Regions from separate parts of the Homo sapiens genome. Here region 2 is linked to region 1. Evidence: read pairs that join two places in POLR2A ChIA-PET (ENCODE). Cell type or tissue: OCI-LY7. All regions are shown on one strand. Each heading gives the region's core, and the rest is flanking DNA. Links, peaks and the distances in the headings are about the cores only. Region 1 has its middle 20 kb from the start of MIR7706. Region 2 overlaps AKAP13 (A-kinase anchoring protein 13).

The links. Peaks named below come from ENCODE experiments on the same cell type or tissue, not always from the same donor. Only the 100,000 strongest peaks of a DNase experiment are listed, where the experiment ranks them.
Region 2: POLR2A ChIA-PET joins it to region 1 with 12 read pairs; 6 of 35 experiments call an interaction of 5 or more read pairs at or near these places.

What each region holds. Positions count from the first base shown.
Region 1 is chr15:85,354,776-85,366,652 of GRCh38, reverse strand. No RefSeq gene overlaps it. Among named protein-coding and RNA genes, the nearest start is that of MIR7706, 20 kb to the left of the region's middle. In OCI-LY7, for the core only: no CTCF peak of the experiment used is centred there; no DNase peak of the experiment used is centred there.
Region 2 is chr15:85,446,890-85,458,766 of GRCh38, reverse strand. The region is part of intron 1 of AKAP13 (A-kinase anchoring protein 13); the gene reads right to left. Among named protein-coding and RNA genes, the nearest start is that of AKAP13, 72 kb to the right of the region's middle. RefSeq lists enhancers at 3,942-4,488, 4,489-5,036, 5,627-5,746, 5,907-5,976. In OCI-LY7, for the core only: a CTCF peak has its summit at 5,540; a DNase peak (open chromatin) is centred at 6,106; H3K4me3 peaks cover 492 bases; H3K27ac peaks cover 2,538 bases.

The sequences.
Region 1 (11,877 bases), core at 2,214-10,213:
AATGGTCATCTTGTCACTATGAGGGAAGAGCTTTCCGAGAAAGAAACCAAGACAGAGGGAAGCAGAGCTAAGACAGGGTGATGGGGAAAGACTAGAAATCTCCTTAACTTGATCTCTCAGTTCCTTAGGGACATTTTCTACCACCCACATTACGGTAGGCAACAACAATGCTAAAATTTCTGCTACTGCATTAAAAATCCCCTTTTATCTAATTTCCCATAAGATTGTCATCATTTTTCCCTTAACGGAAAAGTGGTTGTCCTCACTGACAGCCTCCTTGAAGTCCACAGTTCTACTAATAGTGTGTTCAAGACGCTTTACGCTTTCACTATCACTCTCTTCAAAATCCTCACAGCTTTTCCAGCTTCTACTTACTTACTGGTTCCAAAGCAATTCCAACATTTAGATTTTTTCTGCATCAGCACCCACCCTTGGTACAAAAATCTGCATTACTTATGTACTGCTGTGTAATACATTTCCAGCAAATTTACCAGCTTAGACTCAAACAAACATTTGTTATTTCACACTGTTGCTGAGAACCAGATATCAGGAATGGCTTAGTGGTGTGGTTCTGGCTCAGGGTCTCTCATGAGGAAGCAGTGAAACTGTCAGTAAAGTTCTAGTCCCCACCAGAACTGGAATTGGAAGATCTACTTCCAAGCTTATTCCCTTAACTAAAGGAACCTTCGGTTTCTCACCTCATGAGCCATTTCACAGCGCTGATTATAACATGGTTTCTGCCAGAGTGAGTGATCTGAGAGAAAGAAGCCAGAGAAACAGAGAAATAAGAGTAGAAGCCACACTGTATTTATGATCTAGTTTCCAGGTCACATACCATCACTTCTGCCTTACTCTATTCATTAGAAGGAAGTCACGGCCGGGCGCAGTGGCTCACACCTGTAATCCTAGCACTTTGGGAGGCCGAGGCGGGCGGATCACGAGGTCAGGAGATCGAGACCATCCTGGCTAACATGGTGAAACCCCGTCTCGACAAAAATACAAAAAATTAGCTGGGCATGGTGGTGGGCACCTGTAGTCCCAGCTGGTCAGGAGGCTGAGGCAGGAGAATGGCATGAACCCGGGAGGCAGAGCTTGCAGTGAGCCGAGATCGCACCACTGCACTCCAGCCTGGGTGACAGAGTGAGACTCTGTCTCAAAAAAAAAAAAGAAGGAAGTCACTAAGTCCAGTCCACACTCAAGGGGAGAGGATGAAATAAAGACATGAATACCAGGAAGCGGATCTCACCAGGACCATCGTGGAGTCTGGCCACCACAGCAAATTACTAAGCCTCTCCTGTGTGTCTGTTAGTGTCCTTACCTGTAAAATAGAAATAATAAAAGTATTTAACTGACATGGCTGCTGTGAGGTGGAATGAGAGAATACATATAAAGCTCTTTAGAACAATATCTGGCACAAAGCAAAAAATATAATAAATATTGCCCCTTATTATTGTTTTAACCATGTGAATGACTCTCAGATATTTATCTCAGTGCTCAGGGCACTCGATATAGTGTTCAAAGCACTAATTCTACTTTTTTGACTGCCTCGATGACTTCCAGTAACTTAAATATGTATGTCCCAAACCAACATCTTTGTATTCATTAAGACTCTTTTAGTCCATTGGCTCAAGAAAAAAACCAAAAGGGAAATTTAAGTCCAGAGAAAGATTTCAAGCAAGTCTGGTTCCAGATGACCCAATGATGCCGTTAGGAATCTGTCTCTCCCCAACACCTTCTTCATCTTTCCCCATTGCCTTCTCCTGGTTGTGCTCTCCTCTATCTTGGTTTCTTTCTCAGAAACCTTCTCTCTCATAGTGACAAGATGATCATCAGAAGCTTCGATTCCCCATTTTATCAACTCCCTACCCCAAAATGAAATGAGAGTTTCTGTATCTTTTATCAAAAGTCTACTACTGGCTGGGCATGGTGGCTCATTCCTGTAATCTCAGCACTTTGGGAGGCCGAGGCGAGTAGATCACTTGAGGCTGGGAGTTTGAGACCAGCCTGGCCAACATGGCACAACCCCGTCTCTACAAAAAGTACAAAAATTAGCTGGGTGCGGTGGTGTTTGCCTGTAATCCCAGCTACTTAGGAGGCTGAGGCAGGAGAATTGCTTGAACCCAGGAGGCAGAGGTTGCGGTGAGCTGAGATGGCGCCACTGTACTCCAGCCTGGGCAACAGAGCGAGACGCCATCTCTAAACAAAACAAAGTCTATTACCAATATTACTGTAGGCAGCAATTGTACTAAACTTTCTACTACTGCATCAAAAGTCTCAGGGCTGTCTTTCATTGGCCCAGCTTTGATCATATATCCATCCGTACGTCACTATAGCACTGTAGGGAGGTCATTGAAGAAGTGTTGGTTCCTTGGCCGGGTGCAGTGGCTCATGCCTGTAATCCCAGCACTTTGGGAGGCTGAGGCAAGCGAACTGCTTGAGGTCAGGAGTTTGAGACTGGCCTGGCTAACATGGTGAAACCCCGTCTCTACTAAAAATAAAAAAATTAGCCAGGCATGGTGGTACATGCCTGTAGTCTCAGCTATTTGGGAGGCTGAGGCAGGAGAATCGCTTGAACCTGGGAGGTGGAGGTTGCAGTGAGCCAAGATTGAGCCACCGCACTTCAGCCTGGGCAACAGAGTGAGACTCTGTCTCAAAATAAAAAGATAAAAATAAAAAAAAAGGTTTCCCCATAATCTTTATCATTCCCCTATCCTTCAGTGATTTCCTAATTTTACATAAATTAATATGCAGACTTAGCTTAAATTTCTATCCTCCCACTATTATACTTGAATTAATAAGCAATTCTATATAAAAATTATAGAGCCATGCCTGAGGGCCTAAGATGAGTTAGGCCCAGGTCATGTGTTCACCCACTGAGCCAAAGAGAGTGTCATTTACACCTGAACTACGTGAACTGAGAATGTGGCGAAGGCCCTTTGCTTAGAAGAAAATTGACATACTGTGGCCAGAAGCAAGTAGGATTGATGCCAGGCAAGCAAAACCAACAGATGCCCTTCTTAATCACCTTCCTTCCCAAATCCATTCCTTTTCCTATGTTCCATCCTTCAGTAAAGGGTCACCTCTTGGGCTGACAACCTCTGACACCTAAATCTGCCCTGCCCCAAGTATCCAGACTGATGCCATGTTCTTCTGACTCTACAGCTCTATGTGCCCAGAATGTGTTCTCTGGTTTCCTTCTGTCCTGCCCCTATTCATATGTTTCCCTCTACCTAGAAGATCCATCCACAGCATCTCTGCCTGGCAAATTCCACAAACCTTAAAGGCTGGCTCAAGAACACCACCTCCATGAAGCCCATTATTGATTTATTGAGAAGAGTCCAATCAGTCACCAACTTATAGGAATATAGTGCTGAGTCCCACTTTTATTTGGGAGCTGCTCTCACAGTTAAGTAGAGCTCTACATCAAGACGCCTGGAAACAGAGACAGGATAGAAGCTGGTCCTTCACCTCTCTCCTCTACTTCTTTATCCTCACATTCACTTCCTTTCACACAAAGCAAGCACTTTGCAAATGCCAAAACTGCCTAAATGCAGAAACTCATTCAGTCCGAGAAAAGCACTGGGAGAATGTTTTTAACATCTCACATCTTGTGTCTCAATTTGTGAAACCTTATTGAAGTTTATGAAAGAGCTACTTAATTTTGTTTTCTTTCCCTTTTTGGCTTTGATTCAGATTTGATGGGTCTCCATCACATCAGCTTGAAGATGCCTTCTGCTAATGCACTTAAGTCTTGACCCACAGACCCCGGTGGGTGGATAATTCCCAGCTGGGCTATGATAGAGCTCCACGTTGGGAGGACTTGGCCTCAGCATACCTTAGGGACAAAGCTTGTGACACAAGACACTCTTTAACTGGGGTAATTTTAGCTGGTCTCCTGAAGTGCATATCAGGTCTCTTTGGAAATCTGCTTCACTTCTCTTTGTTTTTTCTTCTAAGGATCCCCATCTTTCCCCTTTCTTTCTTCCTTCTCTATTTCTTTCTTTCTTCCCTCTCTTTCTTTCTTCCTTCTCTTTCTTTCTCTTTCTCTTTTCTTTTCTTTCTTTCTCTCTCTCTTTCTTTCTTTCTTTCTCTCCTTCCTTCCTTCTTTCTTTCTTTCCTTTTTTGGCAGAGTCTCGCTGCAACACCGAGGCTGGAGTGCAGTGGTGCAATCTCAGCTCACTGCAACCTCCAGTTCCCGGGTTCAAGCGATTCTCCTGCCTCAGCCTCCTGAGTAGCTGGGACTGCAGGTGCATACCACCACGCCCGACTAAATTTTGTATTTTTAGTAGAAACAGGGTTTCGTCTTGCTGGCCAGGCTGGTCTCGAACTCCTGACATCAAGTGATCCGCCTGCCTCGGCCTCCGAAAGTGCTGGGATTACAAGTGTGTGCCACCACGCCTCGCGCCTCTTTTCATTTTTAAGTACACCACTACCTTCTGGTTTTCTTCTGTAGGTATTCAGCAATAGGAAGATGGCAGTCATAACACACACACACACACACACACACACACACACACACACACACACACACAGACTGATTTAAAAAGCGAGCCTAAACCTAACTTCAAGCAGGGTTGCCAAGTCAGAGAGGAAAAATAGCTTTTATTTTGGGCCCTTGGCCTGTCTGTGCTGACAGTTACATACATTCCAGCTTGTCACTTGCCTCTGACTTACTTTCCCAAATACTTCCATTGAGTTATGCCACTTATCACCTGCTTAGTATGTGACACTTCATCGGCCAAGACAAATGTCACATTAGGAAAGTTGTCCAGCGAATGAAGGCAATAAAGGACTGCAACACAAAAAGTTTGGGCTTTTTCTTTTAATCCACTTTCCAGTTCTGCTTTCCAGATCTTGCCTGTGGTTGGGGCTGGTTGGATTTTTTAGTATGAGTGAGAGTGTTGTATTTAGGTTACAGAGACAGATCTTCCAATAAATGGAGAAACTGGTTAAGACAAACTGCCCTTGAAACTCAAAAACCCTGACAGTAAATTTGACCAAAAGTAGTGACAGTGCTGAAAAACAAATGTTCACAAATATTACAGAGCTACCAAAAATGAGGTCACTGGATTTTCAGGGGACTTCTGTAGACTTCTCACAATCATGTATATATATTTTTTTCATGAAGTGAACTAAGTTTTTTTGAAAGTGAGAAGCTGACAGCTTTGGTTAGAGCCAGAAATAGAAGGCAAGCACTGGTGTGCCTTAACGGCGAGACTTCGTGGTCATTACCTGCTTCTGCTAATAAATTTCGAGGTTAGGTTACAGCCTTTCTCACTTCTGAGGGGCTTCTCAGAACCTGTTTTTCAAAGTGAAGATCACTGTCTCCAGATTTGGTAAAAATACCATAGCTCCTGTTCGTAGCATGAGTACCATTGATTTGGCTCTGCAGGTAAAAGAAGAGCAAATCAGTAAGTCTCAGTGTCAATATTCCTATTCAAGTCCAACCTTCCCCACTCCCTACAGCAAATAAAACCCAAATTCCACCTAACACGAGGTACTTGGACAATTTTAATTTTTGAAGATGTTACTTTTTCTTTACATGGAAGGAAAGGAAGTTGGGTATTATCATGAGTTCATAAAAATAAGTCAAATCTGTGGACACAAATTTTCATGGCAATTTTAAAAAGCAAATCTGGGCCAGGCATGGTGGCTCATGCCTGGAGTGTCATCACTTTGGGAGGCCAAGGTGGGAGGATCACTTGGGCCCCAGAGTTTGAGACCAGCCTAGGCAACATTGTGAGATCCCCATCTCTACAAAAAATTAAAAAAATTAGCGGGGCATGGTGGCACATGCCTGTAGTCCTAGCTACTCAGGAGGCTGAGGTGGGAGAATTGCTTGAACCCAAGAGTTCAAGGCTGCAGTGAGCTATGATCATGCCACTGCACTCTACCTGGGCAACAGAGCAAGACCCTGTCTCTAAGCAAATAAATAAATAAAATTAGAAAAGCAAATCTGGGCCGGGCACGGTGGCTCATGCCTGTAATCCTTGCACTTTGGGAGGCCGAGGTGGGTGGATGGCCTGAGCTAGGAGTTCCCGTCTCTACTAAAATACAAAAAATTAGCCAGGCATGGTGGTGGGTGCCTGTAGTCTCAGCTACTCAGGAGGCTGAGGTGGGAGAAATGCTTGAACCTGGGAGGCGGAGGTTGCAGTGAGCCGAGATTGCTCCACTGCACTCCAACGTGGGCGACAGAGCGAGACTCCGTCTTAAAAAAAAAAAAAAAAGCAAATCTGATCATGTTACCCTGCTGCTTGGAATCCTTCAAAGATTCTCCATATATGTCATGTTTAAACCCAAATCACATAGCTTAGCCACCCAGACCCTTTGTGATCTGACCCCTGTCCAACTCTCCAGCCTCTGTTTCAGCCCTGTCTTCCGCAGTACAATCCCTATGGCCTGCCTGTCAGAACCAAAGGCGATTTCCCATCATGAGCCTGCGCATATGCTGTTGTCTCTGCTGGCAGAGTGATCCTCACCCTCCTTTACCGGTCTACTCCTGCTTGCCCTTTCTGGCTCCCATCTGCCCCACTTCCCACCAGGCCTTACTTCCAAACAGCAACACACACACCCCTCACACAGTTCCTGAGAATTCTATCTGGACGCTCTTCCTGAGATGTGTTCAGCACCCTGTTTTTGCCTTCATATACCTCACAACAGTCTTATTTGTCTGTGTTCCACTCTAAATGAGACCCACACCTCATTTATCTATCTCTAGCTCCTGGTTCAGTCCCTAACACAGAATAAGTACTTAATCATTTTTATTGAATAAAAGAATAATTGAATTGCCCATTTCCGTTTCTGGAATACACAGTGTCTCAGGACGCCCTTCTGTGAATTTCTGATCAATGAATCCTATGTTAGAAAGAATAGATGACTCTAGACCTCTCAAAAGGACTTTCAAATACAGAAAGAAGTTCAGGTCCGCCCAGGAGATTGGGCGACCAAGATACAATTAACCATGAGTCAAACACTGGCTTGTGCACTTTAGTATGTATTTTCTCATTTAATCTTCCTAACAACAGTTAAGTGTAAGTCTTGTTTTCTCCATCTTATAGATGAATACGCTGTTCAAAGCCCAAGCAGCAGGGAAGTCTTAGAGTTGGGGAACTCATTTCCAGATTTTTTTTTTTTTCAAGACAGTCTCACTCTGCCCCCAGGCTGGAATGCAATAGTGCAATCATGGCTCACTGCAGCCTTGATCTCCTGGGCTCAAGCAATCCTCCCACCTCAGTCTCCCCAATAGTTGGGACCACAGGAATGCAATCATGCCTAGCTAATTTTATTCTATTTTTTTTTTTTTTTTTTTTGTAGAGTTGGGGTCTCAACTATACTTTCCATGCTAGTCTTGAACTCCTGGCTTCAAGTGATCCTCCTGCCTTGGCTTCCCAAAATGCTGAGATTACAGGTATGAGCCATCATGCTCAGTTCATTTCCAGGTCTTTTTTTTTTTTTTTGAGACAAAGTCTTGCTCTGTCTCCCAGGCTGGAGTGCAGTGGTGTGATCTCAGCTCACCGCAACTTTTGCCTCCTGGGTTCAAGCAACTTTTCTGCCTCAGTCTCTCAAGTAGCTGGGATTACAGGCACCCACCACCAGGCCCAGCTAATTTTTTTGTATTTTTAGTACAGACAGGGTTTCACCATGTTGGCCTAGCTAGTCTTGAACTTCTGACCTCAAGTGATCCACCCGCCTCGGCCTCCCAAAGTGCTGGAATTACAGGTGTGAGCCACCACGCTCGGCCTTTTTCCAGGTCTTTATGATTCTAAATTCCTGTTCTCTTTTCATATAGCATGAATGCACAACTTCTTTTTCTTTCTCTAGGAGGATCTGGGTGAGGGGAACATTTCTGGTTTGTCTTTTGAAAGAAATAAATGCAGATTATTGAGACCTACAGGAGCCTAGGTCTGTCTGGGTTTGCAGTACAAGGTGATCCTGACCCTCCCCGACTACAGTATTTACTCATGAAGTTCAGATTCAGAGAAAGAGGTTGACCTAGAGAAGATGGAGCAAACCTGGACCAAGGAGACACTTTTGACAAGACTTTTCTATTTGGTTTAAGCCTCTACAAACCGATATCATTGTTTTTAGTACAGCATGCACTAATTGCATCGATATTTTATTTTTGGCTAGTTCATGTTGCAGATATTATTTAACAATATAAATAAATATGTCCCTTCATTTTGGATGCATTATACACATCTTTCCTGAGTTCTTGAATACAGTGATGAGCAGAATTGAACAGGTGCATTTCCATCTATGTGGCCTTAGGATTGTTTCTGCTAGAGTAGAATGAAGTTTGGTAGTTTGGTCAATGACCATAATACCACTCACCTATCCAGTCTGTCTCTCTCTGGCACATTAGCACTGCCCTTTTCCCCCAGGGAAGTCCACTTTAGTCCACTGGAATTTGTGAAACCAGCTGCACCTTGGCAAGCCCTGGCCTGGGATTAATTTGGCAGGGAGGTTATTCTGAGAAGTCTCTGACTCATAACTTTGGGGCTAACTCTGAGTACCAAGCCCCAGCCCTGCCCTCTTTTGATTTTTCTCTGTGCTGATTCATTCTGGGTTGGGACTTTATTGTCAGCAGTCATAATTGTATATGGGTGGAACTTGGTTTTTAAATATGGCAAGGAGCCAAGTCTAGGGCTTCTGCTAGCTTTGTTATTAATTGTGTCATTTTTTATTAACTGAAAAAAGGAAGAAAAGAAGGGATGATAGGAAGTAGAGAAAAAGGAAGTAAAAAAAAAAGAAATATCCCACTGACCCAAGCTGAAACCTATTCTCTTCCACCTTCTATATTTTCTCCAAGCCCTTGGAAAGACTTGTCCTGAATCTTGCTCACATGAGAAGAAGCCAAGTGCAGTAGAAAAAGTACAGCCGGGCACAGTGGCTAATGCTTGTAATCCTAGCACTTTGGGAGGCCAAAGTGGGCGGATCACCTGAGGTCAGGAGTTCGAGGCCAGCCTGGCCAACATGGTGAAACCCCATCTCTACTAAAAATACAAAAATTAGCCAGGCGTGGTGCTGCCTGCCTGTAATCCCAGCTACTCAGGAGGCAGAGGCAGGAGAATCACTTGAACCCAGGAGGTCGAGGTTACAGTGAGCAGAGATCATGCTCTCCAGCCTGGGTGACAGAGCGAGACTCTGTCTCAAAAAAAGAAAAAGAGAGAGGATAGATTTTGGGGTTAGCATATCTGAATAATTGTATGATCATAGGCAAGTTATTTAAACCTCTTTGAAACTCTGTTTCCCAATCTGTAAAACAGCAATAATATTTACTTTTAGGGTTGTCATGATGGTTAGAAATATTCTGTATAAATTGTCTGGTACATTAAAAAGCATTAATAACTTGAAAATATCATTGTTATAGCTATTTTTATTTTTATTTTTATTTTTATTTATTTATTTATTTTTGAGACGGAGTCTCCCACTGTCGCCCAGGAGCGCAGTGGTGCAATCTCAGCTCACTGCAAGCTCCACCTCCTGGGTTCAAGCCATTCTCCTGCCTCAGCCTCCCGAGTAGCTGGGACTACAGGCTCTCGCCACCATGCCCAGCTAATTTTTTGTATTTTTTTAGCAGAGACGGGGTTTCACCGCGTTAGCCAGGATGGTCTCGATCTCCTGACCTCATGATCTGCCTGCCTGGGCCTCCCAATATGCTGGGATTACAGCCGTGAGCCACCGCGCCCGGCCAATATCTGAATAATGGTATGATCATGGGCAAGTTATTTAAACCTCTTTGAACCTCTGTTTCCCAATCTGTAAAACAGCAATAATATTTACATTTAGGGTGTCATGATGGTTAGAAATATTCTATATAAGGTGTCTGGCACATTAAAAAGCATTAATAACTTGCAAATATTATTGTTATAGCTATTTTTATTAAGGGATCCTTTGAAACAGTGAGAATGTAGCCTCGCAGAATAGACTGAAAGTTTAAATTTCATTCCTCTGAAATTGTGGCAGAATGTTCTATGCTCCCTTTGAGTGGAGACTTGGGTATGTCTAAGTACAATGGTGGTTGGGTCTCAGGGACTGACTCTGGCTGTGAGAATACCCAAAACAGTCAGTATAGGAGAGGATCAAGCAATAAACAGAAGTCAGGTATTTGGGGAAGCAGTAGGAACTGGAGATAAAGAGCTCCCTTAGTGGCTGGCAACTCCCCATTTACTAACGGAATAATCTTGTAGAAGTTGCATAAATCACTGTGACTTGGTTCTCTTATCTGTGTCTATCTTTTGGGTTGCCATGAGGAACAGAGGAGATCACAGATGGAAAGTGTCTAGCACAAATTAAAGTGCTCAGTAAAGAATCATCTCACATGTGGAGAGACAAACTGAAATGTATGCAGTTGAAGTGTAGTTTGGCATAGACTTTGGAGTAATACTACCTTGTTCAGATCTGAGCTCCACTACTGTCTGTCTCACTTTCTCATCTGTGAAATGGATATAATCGCTTCCTTGTCTGTACTTATCACATACATGTGTTAGGAGGAAAAATTTTTTTTTTTTTTTTTTTGAGACGGAGTCTCACTCTGTCGCCCAGGCTGGAGTGCAGTGGCACAATCTCGGCTCACTGCAAGCTCCGCCTCCCGGGTTCACACCACTCTTCTGCCTCAGCCTCCTGAGCAGCTGGGACTACAGGCACCCACCACCACGCCTGCCTAAGTTTTTGTATTTTTAGTAGAGACGGGGTTTCTCCGTGTTAGCCAGGATGGTCTCGATCTCCTGACCTCGTGATCCGCCCGCCTCAGCCTCCCAAAGTGCTAGGATTACAGGTGTGAGCCACCTCGCCTGGCCTAGGAGGAATAATTTTGAGTCAATATATGTAAAGCATTTATAATGTCGTCAAGTACTATATCAATAAATATTAAATAAATACATAGAGAAGTCAGTGCTATGACAAGAACAGAAGGCAAAACTAGAAGGATAAAAAACAAAATTGAGCTGGACACAGTGAAATGTGCCTGTAATCCCAGTTACTTGGGAAGCTGAGGCAGGAGGATTAGTTGAGCCCAGAAGTTTGACACCAGCCTGGGCAACATAGTGAAATCTCATCGCTAAATAAATAAATAAATAAATAAATAAAGTTGTTGACTCTTGACTAGAGTGGGCCATGAAGAACGAAAGCAGTAGTGGCCAGGCACAGTGGCCCACACCTGTAATCTTGGGAGGCTGAGGTGGGTGGATCTCTTGAGCTCTGGAGTTCGAGACCAGCCTGGGCAACATGACGAAACCCTGTCTTTACCAAAAATACAAAAATTAGCTGGGCACGGTGGCACACACCTGTAGTCCCAGCTACTTGGGAGGCTGAGGTGGGGGGTCACTTGAGCACGTGAGGTTGAGGCTGCAGTGAGCTGAGATCATGCCAGTGCCCTCCAGCCTAGGCGACAAAGCCAGACCCTGTCTCAAAAGAAAGAAAAAGGAAAGAAGGAAGGAAGGAAGGAAGGAGGGAGGGAGGGAGGGACGGAGGGACGGAGGGAGGGAAAGGAAGGAAGGAAGGAAGGAAGGAAGGAAGGAAGGAAGGAAGGAAGGAAGGAAGGAAGGAGCAAAGTAGTAGTGAAGCAAGTGCTTCCTCCTCTTTTTTTGTTTCTTTTTAAAAATTGGCTACAGGCAGTAAGGGGTGAGGGTGTGTCAGCCTGAGTTAAAGACCAGGATGTGAGTGGACACAGTCCTTCCAAGCTGCCATGGACCCCAGGAAAACACCGTGGGATCACTGTAACAGCAAGTCCTCCTTCCTTAGCTTCCCAGACCTGGTGCCTGAGAGCGGCTCTAAGCCTTTTCTGTGGGGGTGGGCTTGGTTAGGAAAAACTCCCTCCATGGGAATGGCCACTGCTTTTAAGAGGTCCACGGCCATTTCCAAGGCCAGCTGACTGAG
Region 2 (11,877 bases), core at 2,465-10,464, 92 kb before region 1:
AAAGTATATAATGTTTTTTAAGAAACATTTATCCAAGATGCTTAAAATAAAGTTTTCAGGAGGGAAAATCTTCAGTTGTAAAAACTGCCATTCAAAATGATCACCCTAAGTTTCAACGCAGTAGAAATCTGTCTAATACGTATTAGGTATTAAAAATCAAACATTTACAAATAACTGTGTCTACAAGGATTTTATTTATACTATTAAAATCTGGAAATAATCTATATAACATTAGGAGAATGATTATTTTAATATATAAATTAGAGCTATGAGAGGAACTTAATAGCATGTACAAATGCTTAATCAATGTAAAGTGATAACTAAAATACAGATGTGTTGCACTCCATACATATATAGTAAAAAAAAAAAAAAACAAAAAACAAAAAATACAAAAAAAGAGAAAAAAAGAAAGGGGAAGACTCAAATGTTCATAGTGATTATTCCTAGAAATTACAATTATGGGTAATTTTCATTTTTCTACTTTATATTCTAAAGTTTCCATAAGTTAAGGTCTACATATTTCAGAATTTCCGTAACAAACATGTATTACTAAAAATCAGAAAAACTGGAATATCTATTTTTAAGGGATAATTAAAAGTTAGTATTTTCAACTTTTTTTTTTTTTTTTGAGATGGAGTCTCGCTCTGTCATCAGGCAGGAGTGCAGTGGCGCAATCTCGGCTCACTGCAACCTCTGCTTCCCGGGTTCAAGCAATTCTCCTGCCTCAGCCTCTAGAGTAGGTGGGATTACAGGCGGGCGCCACCACACCCAGCTAATTTTTGTATTTTTAGTAGAGACGGGGTTTCACCATGTTGGTCAGGCTGGTCTCGATTTCGTGACCTCATGATCCACCTGACTTGGCCTCCCAAAGGGCTGGGATTACAGGCATAAGCCACCACACCCGGCCTCTTTATAACTTTTTAAGACAGTGCCTCACCCCTGGAAGAGACCTACTTCTACGGAGCAAACATTCAAATCTCTCTTCGTGAAGCTCTGGCTTAGAAAGGTCAAACAGAATAGTCATTACAATTAAGCAATGTAGTCAACTCAAAATCCTTCTCCACCAAAGGCTTCAGTTGTGTAAAAGATGACAGACATAGTAAGCAAAAGAGCCTAAAGGCAAATTATTTGGTTTGTTACCATGCAACCCGAGGAAACAGCTGTGTCCAAATACAGAGTGACATACAGATCACTCCAAGGAGTCAGGGCTACAACTAGTCGCCAAGGGTGCTGAGCTAGGCGCTCTCCAATCTCCACCTCCTTCTACTATGGCTCCAATTCTGTACACTGCTGAACAGAATCAGTACAGTGCTTCCCAAAAGAAAGGTAGGAAGTGTCTCTCTTCTTAAGAAATCTCCATGGCTTCCTTCACCCTTTAAAAAAGAAAAGTGTTTAAAAGCCGAGATGGTGTTTTCCTTAAAAGAGAATGTGTCCTCTTTATTTCTGGTGGATAATTTCTTATCTTCCAAAGAAGCTGCCACAATGATATATTACGGTAGGCCCTCAATCACCAAAAAAAAGCAGCACTCACTGTGGTGTTAAACAGACCTACACTAGAATTTTAGACATGCCTCTTACTATTTTAGATGTGTTACTTTTTAAAAACTGATTTAAAAATACAAATGCAGAATATATTATTTCTATGAGGTCTGGGGCAATTCATTCAACCTTCACTTTACAGGTTCAAGTTACTGATCAGAAAAAAGGGGATCATGTCCTCTTTGTAACACTGTGGGGAAGTATACAAGAAAACGTAACTAGAATGTCTCGCTACAGTTGGTGCCTGACTCACAGTAGATAATAAACTATAGTCATTACTGTTATTGTATTGAATGGACTGAGGAATACTTCTCCAAATCCACAACCTCATGAAATTTTTAGAGAAGGTTCATGATCTCAACAAGAACGTATAGTAATAATTTTACATGAGATGAGTAGACCCATGTTGGAGAGAAAAGCTGTCAACATGAGCTATAAGGAAATAGAAAGTGGATCAAGACCATCCTGGCTAACACGGTGAAACCCCATCTCTACTAAAAATATAAAAAATTAGCCAAGCGTGGTGGCGGGCGCCTGTAGTCCCAGCTACTCGGGAGGCTGAGGCAGAAGAATGGTGTGAACCCGGGAGGCCACAGTTTGCAGTGAGCCAAGATTGCGCCACTGCACTCCAGCCCGGGCGACAGAGCAAGACTCTGTCTCAAAAAAAAAAAAAAAAACAGAAAGTGGGCTACTCTGGGAACACTGCCTTTGGGGTAGCCCTGCTCTGCAAGGAACAGTAAAAAAATAAAATTAAATTAAAAAATAAAATTTTTTAAAAAGAAGAAAACAGAAAAGTGAGAGCAGTGGGTGTCCCCATAGAGACTGCAGCAGTGCAGTCCTTATTATTTGGATTCTGATTAAGAAGAAGAAGTCAGGATTGATTTTCATTTCTAACACCTTATTAACAGTCATCCTCAATTCAAAGCAGAAAGGTCTGTTTAACTAAAAATGTTCAGTGTATATATCCAAGTGACTAAACAATTAAACACCTCTGATTTTGCTTACAAGAAGAAGAATGAATTTGCAGAAGTTTAGAGTGGAAAGCCAGAAAGGGTATGATTCTTTACTCCAAAACTGAACTGTACCTTGGAAAAATGCCATGGACTACAAAAAAGAGCTTTTCTGATTTTCTAATTATGTTTGCAGCAAGACAAATAAGGAAGATCTAAGACTTAAGGCTCAGAGTGGTGATGTGTGAAAGTATATAAAAGAGTGCTTTTTCTATTTTATGTCCTCCTTTTCAATCAATGAGAATGAACTTCAGGGTACATAACATAGAATAAATAAGTCACACTATCTGACTTAAAGGAGTTAGTCCCAGGCTAGAAAGAGATACATCCTAAGTCCCAGAAGAAGATTATTTAAGAATAAAACAGATGGAAGATTACAAAGGGATTACAGTAGTTTGCAGTAAGAAGCTAGATTCAACAATCTGTAATCTATTGAGTTTTATCTCGGTGTCAGACACAAATTGTTAAAGGGATGGACTGTGCGCCTTTGAAAGGGAAGCAATAATCTAAAAGCTCAGCATATACCTTCAAGAAGACACACCACAGTTCTTTTTTTAAAATAAATTTTATCATCCAAGGGATTGGTAACAGAGACTAAGGAAAACTAAAAACACTGTGTCTGAATTTGAGTAAAACCTATGCCCAAATCCCCTATGTTATTGCTGTGAACAAACTGAAGAAATGTGAGTTGAGACGTCATGGTGGCTATAAGTATAAAGAGTGTGACTAAAATTCCCCTCCCGCCGCTCATGCTTTTGTCTGTGCTTCTAGGTGAAATCTAGGAATTTAGAGAAGCACTGTGGGAGGGGGAGAATATGCCTCGTGTCCCACTGTTGCCATCCTCAACCCTATAATGGTTCTGTAAACAAAGCAAAATGAGTAATTCATAAATATCTACAAGAAACGAGATTTTGTACAGGCAACGCCAACTCTTCCCCACTCCCACTCTGCCTAATTCTAATTAACACATTTGCCAATGACTTAAAAAAAAAATCTAATGATCAAATGATCAAATATACAGACCATATTAGGTTCACTAAGAACATTAATACATTAAAAGGCAGACTGAAGATCCAGAAGTCCTAAAAGGCTAAAAGGATGTACCAAGGACAGACATGAGAGGCCCAATACACCAAGATGAAATTTAATATGGATACACATAAACCATGTACTTCCATCAAAACACCCAGGTCCTTCACTGAAACTCCCAAATGAACTCACAGAAGACAAGAAATCTATCTTAAAGTAGCATACACAGAAAGGAATTGTGATTTTTGGTGCCTAAAAATCTGTCAGTAAGACGACAGATCGAGAAAGGAGATAATCTGGATCAATTTCTTGCTGCCTGTTAAGAGACCAAATGATCTTCAGTGAGTAACTCAAAACAGTTACGAAATTTGGGTCAAGATAACAACTAAGGTGTGCAAAGTCTCGTTCTGGGGTGATGAAAAGATTCAAAATTGATCACAGTGACAGTTGAACAACTCTCTGGATATACTAAAATAACTGTACACTTTAAATGGGTAAGTTATATAGCATGTGAATTACATCACGATAAGATTTTTTTTTAAACAGTTTAAACGGCTAGGGAGTGGCCAACAGAGCCGACTAGAGGCAGCTAGTGTGTGTGACTCTCACAGAGAGGAACAGAAAGGGTGAGTAAATACAACACCTTCAACTGAAACATCCAGGTACTCTCATTGGGATTAATCAAGGAAACAACTTGACCCACAGAGAACAGAGAAAAGCAAGGCAGGAAAACAGCGCACCTGGGAGCAACACGGAGCCAGGGGTTCCTCCCCGACTCAGGGAAGCAGTGAGTGAATGAGCGATCCCCAGAAACTATGCTTCTCCCACAGACCTTTGCAAACTTCAGGTTAAGAGATCGCCTTGTGAACCCACTCCACCAGGGCCTGCAGTCTTCAGTCTGACCAACAGAGCCATGTGGAGTCTTGGCATGCGTGAAGACCCTGGAGCCTTAGATACTTGGGCTTTCTGGCAAAAGTAGCTGTACCTCCAGCAGGGTGGGAGGTTAGACTCCTGTAAATACCCCTAGGAAAGAGGCTGAATCCAGGGGACTGACCAGCAAGAGCCCACAGGACCCACTTCCATGGCAGCCCACAAGATAAGACCCACTGGCTTGGAATTCTAGCCAGCTGCCAGTAGTGGCACTGCACCTCCCTAAGAAGGAGCTCCTAGGGGAAGAGGTGGGCCACCATCTTTGCCATTCCAGCCTTTGTGCTTTGGAGAATCTGTGCTGACCCAGAACAGAAGGGATGCCCCAGCACAGCACAGCACAGCTGCTCTACCCAAACGTGGCCAGGCTGTTGCTTTAAGCAGGTGCCCAATCCCATTCCTCTTCACTGGGTAGGACCTCCCAACCTGGGCCTCCAGCCACCCCCACCCAAGCTCTCCAGCCAACAGAGATCTGAAGTTCCCCTGGAACAAAGCTTCCGGAGGAAGGGGTGGCTACCATCTTTGCTGTTTGGGTGACTCAGCTGTTCCAGCCTTAGAGCTTCAGAGTGTCTGAGGCAACCGAGGGCTGAAGTGGACCCCCAGCACAGCACACATGCTCTACCAAAATGTGGCCAGACTGCTTTTTTAAGCAGTCCTGATCCTGCTCCTCCTCACTGGGGGACCTCCCAACTGGAGTCTCCAGCCACTTCCTATAGGTGCCTTTGGACCAGCAACAGGTCATTCCTCCCTGGGACAAAGTTCCCAGAGGGAAGGACAGGCAGCCATCTTTGCTGTTTCACAGTCTTCACTGGTAACACCTCCAGATTCTGGAAAATCTGAGGTGACCAGGGACTGCTGCAGGCCTCAAGTATACCACAGCAGCCCTAGGGAAAAGTGGCCCCACTGTTACGTGGGTGGCTGATCCCATATCTCCTCACAGGGCAGGTCCTCCAAGCCTGGGGCTCCAGCCACCCCCAACCAGAGCTACTCAGCTAGCACCAACTCAGCAACTCCCTGGACAGAGCCTCTAGTGGCAACTAAAAGCCTCTCGGCCACTGACTCTACTGTGGAACTGCCCTTGCCACCCTCGGTCTGATGAAGGAGCAAAGACATTAAGTGCTTTATCCACACTCCAACAAGCTGCAGTAAACTCAAGGAGAGGAGGCCAGTCCATCTCCCACAGGTCCCACACACCTCTGACGGCTCATCACCAGACAGGGAACCAACCCCTGGCTTGGGCCCGCAGCACTGACCCTCCATCCTGGGCTGACTGCACTAAGCAACTGCTCACCTGCATCTCTCTGAGGTGGAGCCCCCAGGAATCAAGCAAACAACCCTTGGCCAAAACCACTAATAAGATCTCTCCCTCTGCAGCCTGTAAGCTGGGGGAGGAACATAAATACTGAGATCTCCCCAGAGCTGTACTGGATGTCATGAACTACAGCCAGCACTCAAGGGGCAGAGAAACCCATACTTTCAGGACACTGAGAGGGAACATGGCTACAACTGTGAGGAAACATAGGGGAGCCACACAACTGAACAACTGTTTAGTCCACCAGCTGTCCAATAAGCCTAAGAGCCACCTGCTGGATCATACCCCAAAGCTTTAACACCAAAGATACCTGACATACCCTCCCCTCTGAAACCAGAAACAAGAAGTCAGCTTCAAATAAACACCCTACACAAAACCTCAACTCAGTGAAAACATGCAGTAAAGAAGTCTATTGACCATACTCAATCTACACTGCAGTTAAAGTAATACCCACACACACTGACGAGAAATAACCAACACAAGAACTCTAGTAACTCAAATGGCCAGAGTGTCATATGTCCTTCAAATGACTGTACCAGTTCTCCAACAACAGTTCTTAACCAGGCCAAATGGGCTGCAATGACAGAAATATAATTCTGAATATGGATAGGAACAAAGATCATTGAGATTCGGGATGATGACAAAACCCAACCCAAGGAAAATAAGAATCATAATAAAGTGATACAGGAGCTGAAGGATGAAATAACCAGTATTTAAAAAAAAAAAAAAACCCTAAGGGATCTGACAGAGCTGAATATCACACTACAAGAATTTCACAATACAATCACAAGAATTAACAGCAGAATAAACCAAAGCTAAGGAAAGAATTTCAGAACTTGAAGACTTGTTTTCTGAAATAAGACAGACGGAAATAAAGACAAAAGAATAAAAAGGAATGAACAAAACCTCCGAGAAATTATGTAAAGAGGACAAAACTACAAATCACTGGCATCCCTCAAAGGCAAGGGGAGAACGCCAACAACTTAGAAAATATGTTTCAGGGTATCATCCACAAAAACTTTCCCAACTTTGCTAGAGAGGCCAACAGTCAAATCCAGAAAATACAAAGAACTCCTGCAATATTCTACACATGAAGATTATCCTCAAGACACATAATTGTCAGATTTTCCAAGATGAAAATTAAAGAATAAATGTTAAAGGCAGTTAGGGAAAAAGAGCAGGTCACCTGCAAAGGGATCCCCATCAGGCTAACAGTGGATCTCTCAGCAGAAACCCTACAAGCCAGAAGAGACTGGGGGCCTATATTCAACATTCTTTAAAAAAATCTTCAAGAATTTCATATCCAGCCAAACTAAACTTCCGAAGCAAAAGAGAAATAAGATCCTTTTCAGGAAAGCAAATGTCGAGAGACTTCATTACCACCAGACCTGCCCTTAAAAGATATCTTGAAAGGAGCACTAAATATACAAAAGAAAGACCGCTACCAGTTAATACAAAAACACACTTAAACACAGACACCAGTATCACTGTAAATCAACCACACAAACAAGCCAACATAATAACCAGCTAACAGCACAATGACAGGATCAAATCCAGACACACCATTACTAATCTTGAATGTAAACAGGCTAAATGCCCCCACTTAAAAGGCACAAAGTGGCAAGGATAAAAAAGCAAGACCCAATGGTATGCTGTCTTCAAGAGACCCATCTCACTCATAGTGAAACTCCTAGGCTCAAAATAAAGGGATGGAGAAAAATCTACCAAGCAAATGGGAAACACAATCTACCAAGCAATGGGAAACACAAAAAAGGTTGCAATCCTAATTTCAAACAAAACAGACTCCAAACCAACAAGGATCAAAAAAGACAAGGAAGGGCATGGGATAATGGTAAAGGGTTCAATTCAACAAGAAGACCTAACTATCTTAAATATATATGCACCCAACAGAGGAGCACCCAGAGTCATAAAGCAAGTTCTTAGAGACCTACAAAGAGACATGGACTCCCCACACAATAATAGTGGGAGACTTCAACACTCCACTGACAGTATTAGACAGACTGAGCCAGAAAATAAACAAAGATATTCAGGACCTAAACTTAGCGTTGAACCAAATGGATCTGACAGACCTTTTACAGAAGTCTCCAACCAAAAGCAACAGAATATACATTCTTCTCATCACGACATGGCACATACTCTAAAATCAACCATATAATTGGACATAAAACAATCCTCACAAAAGTAAAAGAAACCAAATCATACCAAACACACACTCAGACCACAGCGCAATGAAAATAGGAGTCAACACAATGAAAATCACTCAAAACCATCCAATTACATGGAAAATAAGAACATGCTCCTGAATGACTTTTAGGTAAATAATGAAATTAAGGCAGAAATCCAGAAGTTATTTGAAAATAATGAGAACAAAGATACAACATAACAGAATCTCTGGGACACAGCTAAGGTGGTGTTAAGAGGAAAATTCATAGCACCAAATGCCCACACGAAAAAGAAAGATCTCAAATTAACAACCTAATCTCACAACTGAAAGAATTAGAGAAGAACAAATCAACCCCAAAGCTAGCAGAAGAAGAGAAATAACAAAAATCAGAGCTGAACTGAAGGAAATCAAGACATGAAAAATCATTCAAAAGATCGCTAAACTAATTAAGAAGAAAAGAGAGAAGATCCAAATAAACACAATTAGAAGTGACGCAGGGAATGTTACTACTGACTCCATAGAAATAAAAACAATCATGAGAAACTACTACAAACACCTCTACCCACACAAACTAGAAAAACTAGAAGAGATGGATAAATTCCTGGACACATACACCCCCACCCAGACTGAGCAAGGAATAAATTTATTCCCTAAACAGACCAATAATGAGCTCCAAAATTGAATCAGTAATAAAAGCATACCAACCAAAAAAGGCCTAGGACCTGATGGATTCACAGCCTAATTCTACTAGATGTACAAAGAAGAGCTGGTACCATTCTTACAGAAACTATTACAAAAAATTGAGGAGGAAGGACTTCTCCCAACTCACTCTATGAGGCCAGCATCATCTTGATACCAAAACCTAGCAGAAATACTACAAAAAAAGAGAAAACTTCAGGCCAATATCCTTGATGAATATCAGTGCAAAAATCCTCAATAAAATACTTGCAAAACAAATCCAACAGCACATCAAAAAGCTAATCCACCATGATCAAGTAAGCTTCATCCCCAGTTGCAAGTTGGTTCAACATACAAAAATCAATCAATGTGATTCATCACATAAACAGACTAATAAAAACCACATGATTATCTCAATAGATACAGAAAAGGCTTTTGATAAAACTCAACATCGCTTTAGGTTAAAAACTCTCAATAAACTAGGTATTGAAGGAACATACCTCAAAATAGTAAGAGCCACCTATGACAAATCCACAGCCAACATCATACTGAATGGGCAAAAGCATTCCCCCTTGAAAACCGGTACAAGACAAAGACGCCCTCTCTCACCACTTCTATTCAACATAGTATTGGAAATCCTAGCCAGAGCAATCAGGCAAGAGAAAGAAGTAAAGGGCACCCAAGTAGGAAGAAAGGAAGTCAAACTATCTCTATTTGCAGATGACATGATTCTGTATCTACAAAACCCCATAGTCTTGGCCCAAAAGCTCCTTCAGCTGATAAACAACTTCAGCAAAGTTGCAGGATATAAAAATCAATGTACAAAAATCACTAGCATTCCTATATACCAACAGCAACCAAATCGAGAGCCAAATCAGAAAGGCAATCCCATTCACAACTGCCATAAATAAAATAAAACAACATAAAATAACATAAAATAAAATACCTAGGAATACAGCTAACCAGGGAGGTGAAAGATCTATACAAGAAGAATTATAAAATACTGCTCAAAGAAATCAGACAAGACACAAACAAATGGAAAAACATCCATGCTCATGGATAGGAAGAATCAATATCATTAAAATGGGTATACTGCCCAAAGCAATTTACAGATCCAATGTTATTTCTATTAAACTACCAACGACATTCTTCACAGAACTAGAAAAAAAAATTTTTTTAATTATATGGAACCTGAGGAAAAAAGTTTTCTTTTTTCTTTTCAGAAAAAAAAAAAAAAAGCCTGAATAGCCAAGGCAATCCTTAGCAAAAAGAACAAAGCTGGAAGAATCACGTTACTCAATTTCAAACTATACTAAAGGCTACAGTGACCAAAACAGCATGGTACTGGTACAAAACAGGCACACAAACCAATGGAACAAAATAGAGAGCCCAGAAATAAGGTCACACATCTACGACCATCTGATCTTTGACAAAGGTGACAAAAACAAGCAATAGGGAAAAGACTCCCTATTCAATAAATGGTGCTGGGATAACAGGCTAACCATATGTACAAGTTTGAAGCTGGACCCCTTCCTTACATTCTGTATAAAAATTAACTCAAGATGGATTAAAGACTTAAATGTAAAACCCAAATCTATAAAAACCCTGGAAGATAACCTAGGTGATATCATCCTGGACTTAGGAACGGGCAAAGATTTCATGACAAAGACACCAAAAGCAATCACGAAAAAAAGGAAAAATTGATAAATGGGATCTAATTAAGCTTAAGAACTTCTGCACAGCAAAACAAACTGTCAACAGAGTAGACAATCTACAGAATGGGAGAAAATATTTGCAAACTATGCATGTGACAAAGGTCTAATATCCAGCATCTACAAGGAACTTAAATTACAAAAGAAAAACAAACAACCCTATTAAAAAGTGAGCAAATGACATGAACATACACTTCTCAAAAGAAGACATACATGTAGCCAACAAGCATATGAAAAAAAAGCTCAATATCAGTGATCATTAGAGAAATGCAAATCAAAACCACAATAAGACATCAACTCACACAACTCAGAATGGCTATTATTAAAAAGTCAAAAAAACAGCAGATGCTGGCAAGGTTGCAGGGAAAAGGAACCCTTATACACTGCTGGTGAGTTGGTAAATTAGTTCAACCATTGTGGAAAGCAGTATAGCGATTCCTCAAAGAGCTAAAAGCAGAACTACCATTCAACCCAGCAATCCCATTATTGAGTATATACCCAGAGGATTATAAATCATTCTACCATAAAGACACATGCACACAAATGCTCACTGCAGCACTGTTCACAACAGCAAAGACAAGGAATCAACATAAATGCCCATCAATGACAGACTGGATAAAGAAAATGTGGTACATATACATCTTGAAATATTACATAGCCATTAAAAAGAATGAGATCATGTCTTCTCTGGGAACATGGATGAAGCTGGAGGCTATTATCCTCAGCAAATTAACACAAGAACAGAAAATCAAATACTGCCATGTTCTCACTTGTAAGTGGAAGCTAAATGATAAGAACTTACTAACACAAAGAAGGAAACAACAGACACTGGGGTCTATTTGGGGGTGGGGGAGGAGGGAGAGGAGCAGAAAAGATAACTATTATGTACTGAACTTAATACCTGGGTGATGTAATAATATGTAAAACAAACACCCGTGACATGTGTTTATCTGTGTAGCAAACCTTAACATGTATCCCCAAACCTAAAATAAAATTTTTTTTTAAAAAAGGAGTTAAAAATCAAATCCAGGTCCATATCCTATCCATTTTGCTGAAGAACTCTTATTTTAAAATAATAATAATAACAGATTTATTTATTTATTTATTTTGAGATGGAATCTCACTCTGTCACCAGGCTGGAATGCACTGGTGCAATCTCAGCTCACTACAACCTCCACCTCCCCGGTTCAAGAGATTCTCCTGCCTCAGCCTCCCAAGTAGCTGGGATTACAGGTGCGCACCACCACGCCCAGCTAATTTTTGTATTTTTGGTAGAGATGGAGTTTCATCATGTTGGCCAGGATGGTCTCAATCTCTTGACCTTGTGATCTCCTGGCCTCGGCCTCCCAAAGTGCCGGGATTACAGGTGTGAGCCGCCACACCCGGCCTAAATTTATTATTTTAAAAAGCAAATCAGTAGCTCTGTCATTTTCTGACTACACATTCACTTTTTTAAGTTTAACCCATTTTCCCATTCCTTCCTTG